Regions from separate parts of the Homo sapiens genome. Here region 1 is linked to region 2. Evidence: chromatin loops called from intact Hi-C (ENCODE). Cell type or tissue: heart right ventricle. All regions are shown on one strand. Region 1 overlaps SORL1 (sortilin related receptor 1). Region 2 has its middle 25 kb from the start of SORL1.

What was found. A loop is a pair of places that touch in the nucleus more often than their neighbours do. Peaks named below come from ENCODE experiments on the same cell type or tissue, not always from the same donor. Only the 100,000 strongest peaks of a DNase experiment are listed, where the experiment ranks them.
Region 1: a loop joins it to region 2, with 2.2 times the contacts of the local background. A loop is called at or near these places in 6 of 110 quality-filtered maps.

Annotation. Positions count from the first base shown.
Region 1 is chr11:121,589,697-121,593,696 of GRCh38, forward strand. It overlaps SORL1 (sortilin related receptor 1), which reads left to right. Exons shown (of 48, transcript NM_003105.6): 30 at 344-478; 31 at 1,305-1,460. Among named protein-coding and RNA genes, the nearest start is that of SORL1-AS1, 140 kb to the left of the region's middle. RefSeq lists an enhancer at 168-267. In heart right ventricle, CTCF peaks have their summits at 1,911 (motif pointing left) and 2,117; a DNase peak (open chromatin) is centred at 1,895.
Region 2 is chr11:121,425,443-121,429,442 of GRCh38, forward strand. No RefSeq gene overlaps it. Among named protein-coding and RNA genes, the nearest start is that of SORL1, 25 kb to the right of the region's middle. RefSeq lists an enhancer at 1,200-1,712 and a silencer at 1,875-1,974. In heart right ventricle, a CTCF peak has its summit at 1,807; DNase peaks (open chromatin) are centred at 1,296 and 1,909; H3K4me3 peaks cover 827 bases; H3K27ac peaks cover 1,327 bases.

The DNA.
Region 1 (4,000 bases), 160 kb after region 2:
AGTGACAGGCCACAATGTAATAGTTATTGTCATGATTGGATTACCATCAATAGTTGTTTTATTCCTTTGGTAAAATGTCAGAATTAAAATTCAGGTGATTGTTCTCAGGATATTGTAGTATAGATCAGAGGAACATGGGTTAGGGGCTGGGAAGATGGGGTTTTGTTTAGTTTGTAGGTGTATTTTTTGTTCCCCATTGGGTCCATGAAGCTGCCTTATCTCTTTATGGGTGGGAAGTGTGGGTTGCCCTGGAACTTGGGTCTGGAGGAGGATGCCTAGAGTTGGAGCCCTGTGTTCACACTGATGCAGGGAAAGCAACTGATGATGTGGTTGATCTCTGCAGAAAACCCCACAGAAGCCCCAAACTGCTCCCGCTACTTCCAGTTTCGGTGTGAGAATGGCCACTGCATCCCCAACAGATGGAAATGTGACAGGGAGAACGACTGTGGGGACTGGTCTGATGAGAAGGATTGTGGAGGTAAGAGGCCCCTGGGGCCTGGGTTAGCCCCATAACCAAGACACACCAGAATAGTTCCACCAGCTATGCAGGATGTGCCTGGCTGATTCCGTGTTTTGGGGGGCATATTTTTGTGAGAGGAGTGACTCAAATTTTTTCTGTTCCTCTTTCTCATTTTGAAATAAGTGTGGTTGGTTTCTCCTATTTTCAGGCTATTTATTCCGTATTTGCAGGGCAGAGTGAGAAGTCTAGAGCCTTCCTACTCAAAGTATGGTTTGCAACCAGTAGCATCTGCATCTCCTTGGAACTTGTTAGAAATGTAGAATCTCTGACCTCACCCCAGACCTACAGAGTCAGAATCTGCATGCTAATAAGCCCCCAGGTCCTGTGTGCTCCACAATGCATTTGAGGAGCACTCATGTGGAATGCAGACTTGCCCCTTTCCTTTCTGGCATTCTCATCTCTGAACCAGGTCGTGGAGTAGTTGCGGTTGAATTAACTAGAACACAATGCTTTGCCTCAGTAGGAATTCTCTTAGCCACCCTGTGCCTCCTCAGCCACCTGTTTCTTTCACCAGCCCCTGCAAAAGCAAACTTATCTGAATATTAACCGAAATCAAATATAGTAAGGGAAATCTACTCCCCAAAAGGGAAAAGAATATTGCCTCTTCTGACAACCCATTATACATGATTTCTAGATTAGCCGCTGCTCAGAGCTGTGCCAGTCACTGGCCTCCCTCAGCAGGTACAGCTAAAACTGGGACATCCGCACTAGGTTTGGGACATATTTGGTCTAAGATCAAGCTGCTTCTAATGTTTTGGGTTTCCGTGCTTGGTGTTTTTCTCAGATTCACATATTCTTCCCTTCTCGACTCCTGGGCCCTCCACGTGTCTGCCCAATTACTACCGCTGCAGCAGTGGGACCTGCGTGATGGACACCTGGGTGTGCGACGGGTACCGAGATTGTGCAGATGGCTCTGACGAGGAAGCCTGCCCCTTGCTTGGTGAGTTCTGGCCCAGGTCCTCTCCTGTGGTACCTGCTATTGTGGAGAGGACCTTCTGGGGGTGTGCTCTGGGCACAATCCAACCGGGCCCCATGCCCTGCTGTCTGGGACTCTGCTGTGTGGCCAGGTTGCCTGTTACTAATGGTGTACCTCCAGGGAAGGCTGATTTCTAGCATTTTTTCCTGGATCATAGATGCATAGGAAATTGGAATGGGAGCATCTCATCCTCTATAACTGGCCTCTGACCTTCCTGCAAGATGCCAGCCACCCTGATTTCCACCCAGGCTATGGTTATGCCACCTTTGCTGCCTTCTTAGTGGGAAAGTACAAATTGGAATTAATGTGGAACTTTTTGTGTGTGTATTAAACTCTGGGGAGAGAGCCCAATTCAGCTTGCTAGTTGGCCGGCCTGTCCAACTAAAAGAAGGGTAAGCACTGCCATCTAGTGGCTAAACTCAAAGAGGCAGCTGAAGGTCTGTAGTCACCATATTGTTGGAGGTGGGGTAGAACTTGAAATCCCATTTCGTGTGTGCTCCTAACAGCAGGCGGAACAGAGGTGAGGATCCTGTGTTCTTTCCTAAGCAGGAGTCTACTTCAAACTCAGTTATAATAGGAGAACAAATAATTTTTTGCATGCTTTGCATGATCTTTTCCCTTCTTCTGTGAGCATGTTCTTTCCATTGCTTCCTTGTTTAAAAACATCAAAATCCCAAACTTTAGTGAACCTAAAGCATGTAGGGATCTCCTGGGTTCCACCCAGAAATTCTGATTCTATGTTTTTTATAAAACATTATAAAAATGATGTTTTTACTAGGGTGGTCTTTTTGCCATATTGAGTTTCCTCTTGTTCTCCTGTCTAGAAGATCAATTTTTGACAATTTCTATTTTCCAGGCCCTCTGTGAGCTGATTCCTCCTTGCCTCCCTGGATTCCTTACATCAGCCAAGCTAGATTCCTGATCTTCTTCAGATAGACTTGCTTCTTTCCTGCCTGTGCACCTGCAGCAAGGTTTTGCCCTCAGCAGGAACTCCTGTACCCTCAACCTTGTCTTCCTACTTTCCTTATCACTGAAACCCACCATCCATCAGTGCAAACAGAAGCATGGATTTTATAGCAAAAGAGACCTTGATATATTCATATCATCAGAACTTCTCAAAATGTGATGCAAAGACCACCCTAATGGAATCGCCTGGGGTGTTTATAAAAAAATGTAGAATCAGAATTTCTGGGTGGAGCCCAGGAGATCCCCATATGATTCTTAGGTTCACAAAAGTTTGGGATTTCTGCTTTGAACAAGTAGGGTATTATTCTCCTTTCAAGCTCCACCTCTGTGGCGCTTTCACTGATTCCTTTAAATGATTTCCATCTCTTTTCCAGTCTCATTAAACTTACCCATTGACCTTTTGATTCTTAACTATGATCTGCCATATATTGCTTCCTAATTATTTCATGCGTGTTGATCTTTGCTTCCATAGCCATTGTGTGGACTTCCTGTTTGGGAATCATGCTGTCTACTACTTTGAGTCCTGCTCTGTGTCTCCTACAATAATAGGCAAATAGTCAGTATCCCCTAAAATGCTTCTCAAATTAAAATGAATTGTAAAAGAGAAAACAAAACTTTGTGTCTGTCCTTTCTCCTCAAGGCCTACATATTTATTGAATAACTTGATTATCCTCTTCAAGTTGTTTTTGCTTATTGAAACTCTGACCAGGACATTAATAGACTCTAGCAAATTCTGACTAATCCAGTGATCAGATCTCTGTTTATATATCCTGTTCAGCTTTTGTACTTTCTTTTTTGTGCGCAGTGCTGGGACAAATTTAAACTCATTGTTATCTGTAGCTCGTGGATCTTCTTTGTTTAGTGTAGAAGTCTTCTAACTGGCTTATTAACCTCATATTTCTCCCCCTTTCAGTTTTTCTTCTGATAAGGCCCATACTGATGAATGCTCATGTCCTCCCCAGTATTGGAGCCCTCTGATGCCTCCCTTATTGTCCAGGGCATGATTTGCCTTGGCCTGGCATTCTCCCCCTTTTTATTTTTTATCACCTGTCTCCATGTACCTTGTGTTTCTGCAGAGTGGTTCTGAGATATAGGGAAAGCCCCTTTGAAAATCCAATGAAAACTATAGAATATGCACAATATCCTGAAGTTAATAATTGCTTTTTTCATTTGTTTGCTTAGGTTGTTTTGTACCATTTGCCAATGCTTTCTGCCTTTCAGTCGCCACTCAGGATAACTTTCCACAGGTCAACATGTCCAGGGATTTATCAAGTCCAGTTTTTCTCTTGGAGATACTCCTTCTAACAACGTGGATTCTCCTTTCGGGACAGATTGTTCTCTAGTCCTGCTGTGTGCCTGTTACCCAGGGACTTTCACTGCCTCCTTGGAATTCTCTTTGCCTTTCTCCCAGTTTAGATTCCTTGTTTCCTGGATCTTGTGTGTTGCTTTTTCTTGGTTTACTCCCTTGTTTGGGTGGAGTGCATCCTTCAGTAGCCTTGTCAGGTGAATATGATGACGCAGTGGCCAAGGACACTGTG
Region 2 (4,000 bases):
TGCTGGCACCTGCTCAGCTTCTAGGGAGGCCTCAGGAAGCTTCCAATCACGGCAGAAGGCAAAGGGGGAGCAGGCAGGTCACATGGCAAAAGCAGGAACAAGTGAGAGAGAAGAGACAGAGAATTGGAATGGGTGAGGTGCCACACACTTTTTTTTTTTTTTTGAGACAGAGTCTCGCTCTGTTGCCGGGCTGGAGTGCAGTGGCGCAATCTCGGCTAATTGCAACCTCTTGAACCGCCTCCTGGGTTCAAGAGATTCTCCTGCCTAAGCCTCCCAAGTAGCTGGGACAACAGGCGCACGCCACCAAGCCCAGCTAATTTTTGTATTTTTAGTAGAGACTGGGTTTCACCATGTGAGGGTTTCACCATGTTGGCCAGGACGGTCTCGATCTCTTGACCTCATGATTCACCCACCTCGGACTCCCAAAGTGTTGGGATTACAGGCGTGAGCCACCAAGCCCCGCCACACACACTTTTCAACAATCAGATCTCCTGTGAACTCAGAGCTAGAGCTCACTCATCACCAAGAGGATGGCCCAAGCCATTCATGCAGTATCTGCCCCCAGGATCCAAACACCTCCCAGCAGGCCCCACCTCCCACAGTGGAGATTACATCTCAACAGGAGATCTGGGTGGGGACAAATATTCAAACTATATCAGTCACTTTCCCCAGCTTCCTTTGCTCCAGCCCCACTGGGTTTTGTTTAACTTCTTAGGCGCTTAATTCCTTCTGGCCTGAACCTTTCCTACTTGCTTCCTCTTGCCCATTTGTGTGGCTGGTTCCTAAAGACCATTCTTTAGATGCCGACCCAAATGTCACCTTCTTAGAGAGGCATTGCACAGTCCCATCTGTCCAAAGGAGGTTGCTCATGTTTTTCCTTCTTCGTGTGGGTGTGTGTACCAAAATCTCTTTAATTCCGTCATTGGACATTTTTTTTGTTTTACTAATATTCAGACATTGTAAACAATGCTTCAAGCAATATCTTTGTACCTCTATCTCTGATATAATTATTTCCTTAGGAGAAAGTCCTAGAAATGGAATTGCAAGGTATAAGATTATTAACGTTCTTAAGGCTTTAAGATGTTGTCTTTGGGTAGGATCTGTTACATCTTGCGTCCTTACAAATTCTCCTAAGCTTCAGTGTTCCTCGCAGGACAAGCCGTCCAGGAGGCCGCGCGGTCAGCACTCCTGCCTGGTCTGTGGCCTTCAGGCGATTCAGGGCCAGCTGCAGGGCCTGGAATTCAAACATTCTCTTGGCAACACAGAGGCAGTCTGGAATACCCTTTTCTTGAAAGATATTTTCACCAGAAGTCCAAATGGCAGCAAGCCCTCTGCCTTTATCTGAGAATCCGTTCTGGTTCAAGGGGTAGTTGAGTGCTAAACTTCTGGGAAATTGTGTCTATCCCGGATTCGCGCTTCACCATGGAATCCAGTCCCTTCTCCAGGGCTTCACCCACGCTCCCTGTGATCTCTGAGTCGCCCTCCTTTTCCACAATTTCATGTGTAATCTCATTTTCTGTTTCTGCTACAATGTCAAATTCTGGGGAAAAAAAAGGACCTGCATCGTGCAAACTCCTATTGTGTCCGAGCCTGCTCCTGTGTCAATCTCCAGTGTGGCATCCATGCTCCTTACGGCAGTAATGTGCCTGTGACATCGGGTGCAGGTTTGGGACCCTTAACATCCACAAACCCTGCAGAGATGGGACCACACTAGAGAGCCACGCATTCTCCTGTTTCTGGAGGAGGCTTCTCTGAAGGCAGCTCACATGAGTAAAAGTCACTTTTTCAGGTCGCAGTCCCGCGCAAGGGGCGGAAGGGGCGGCGGCGCCTGCAAACGCCGCGGGAGGGCGAGCGCGCGGTCGCAGAGCTCCAAGACCAGGTCCCGGCCCCGCAGCGCCCGGCCCAGCCCGGCCCGCCCACCTCGCGCGGAAACTTCGAGCTGCGCAGCCGCCGCGCCGGCGCCTCCCCAGCAAAGCTCCGCTAAGTGCGGCCGGCGGGGGTGCGGGGCGTTGGGCACCTGACCATTTTCTATCATACCACCCTGTTTGTTTCCTCAGGAACTTCACAATTAGTAATTAGTTTATTTGTCACCTCACTTGCTTATTGTCTATACCTACAATAAACTGTAGCTCCCTAAGGTGGTGGTGACATCTGATTAGTTTATTATTGCATCCCAGTGCCCTGACATATTATTCATATTTACATATTTACATATGAATAAATATGCATATTTATTATTGTATCCCAGTGCCCTGACATGTTATTCATATTTACGTATTTTCATATTTACATATGAATAATGTATAGAACGGATATATGTATACAATAATGTATGTATGTATAGAATGAATGAAAACGATGGATGGATGGACTGATGAATGGATGGATGAAGAGTGATGTGAGGTATTCACATCTGACTCTTCTTGGCACTACCCTACTGTGAGAAGAGCTTCTCTTGAATCTGATGAGAATTGGTGAAAACAAAGGGCAGGCAAAACTGTACTAGCTCCTGGACTCTTTCCCACAGCTAGGGAGCCCTGGAATGTCTCCCCACAGAGCCCACCCATGGCCCATCCATTCTCTACAGAGCCTTGGGGTTTGTTTCTCCACAGTAGTTCAGCCCTCCTCGCTGATCAGAGCAGAAAACCAAGGTTCAGAAAAGAGACCTGATAAGCTTGTAAACACACAGTTCATTTGTAGGAGAGATAATTATACTCAACAGTCATTAACTTTAGCCACCCCTAAGTCACTTTGAGTTGACCTCCATGTATTTGGCTGTCACTCTGTGGATGGCCTCATCCAGGCTCGTGAGGATCAAGGCAACATTACGAGGCTCACCATTTTAGTCTACATCTCATCCCACCACTTATCAGACTATGCCTGGTGGCAGAAGCCTGTGGGGTCGGGGTGTGGAGAGGCTTGCCAGGGCTTGCTCATCATCAGCCGGTTATTGGGAATCCGCTGGTGGAAGTGTCAATCCAGAAGGGAAAGCTGAGTGGAGAATGGACCCTGAGTCAGCAACATGGAGCGCAGGGTCTGGACTTGGAGTAGACCTTAGAGATAACCCACCCCCTATTTCCTCTCAGAACCAAAGGAGTTATACATGGGGGACTTTGGAACGGAGAAGTGGGTCAACGTTGACAACGAAGAGTAAGGACAGCGAAGATGTGAAAATGAGGAGCTAGGTCAAGAAGCAGCGTGTTCATGGGCCAAACCTTTCACTTGGGCCCTGAGCAATGCCTCTCTGGGTCATGGGGACATCTTAGAAAACTTATCAGGCTAGAGAAATTGCACCTTCTTTCCTAGTACCCTTTGTCACTACCACATCCAGCAGTGGCTGCTCTTTTATCCCTTCCTTTAATCTTCTCCTCATCCTCTAAGCAAACCCTGCTCTTCAGAGAGTAACGGTGTCAATGATGTATGTCTTAGCACGACTGGACCCTCCCAAACTCTAATTGATGGGTAGTGTCTGTCTAGAGAGCCCTGTGTTGAGAGTTCTGAGGCACGCAGTGGGCTGAGTGGGACACTCTATTCCGACCAATTTATGGTGTCAATCACGGGTAGGGGAAGGATCAGTGAAGGGATGTATGGCCAGGTATTTATCATGCCTGGCAGAGTGAATGTATTTAAGTTCATTGTTACTTACGCCAAGATTATTTGCAATTTCAACCTTATTTCTTTTTCTTTTTCTTTTTTTTTTGAGACAAGGTCTCACTCTGTCATCCAGGCTAGAGTGCAGTGGCATGATTTTGGTTCACTGCAACCTTTGCCTCCCAGGATCAAGCAATCCTCCCACCTCAAGTAGCTGGGACCACAGGCTACACCCAGCTGATTTTTGTACTTTTTTTTTTTTTTTGGTAGAGACAGGGCTTTGCCATGTTGCCCACGGTGGTCTCGACCTCCTGGGCTCAAGTCATCCACCTGCCTCAGCCTCCCAAAGTGTTGAGATTATAGGTGTGAGCCACTGTGCCTGGCCTCAATCTTATTTCTAATTTGGCAT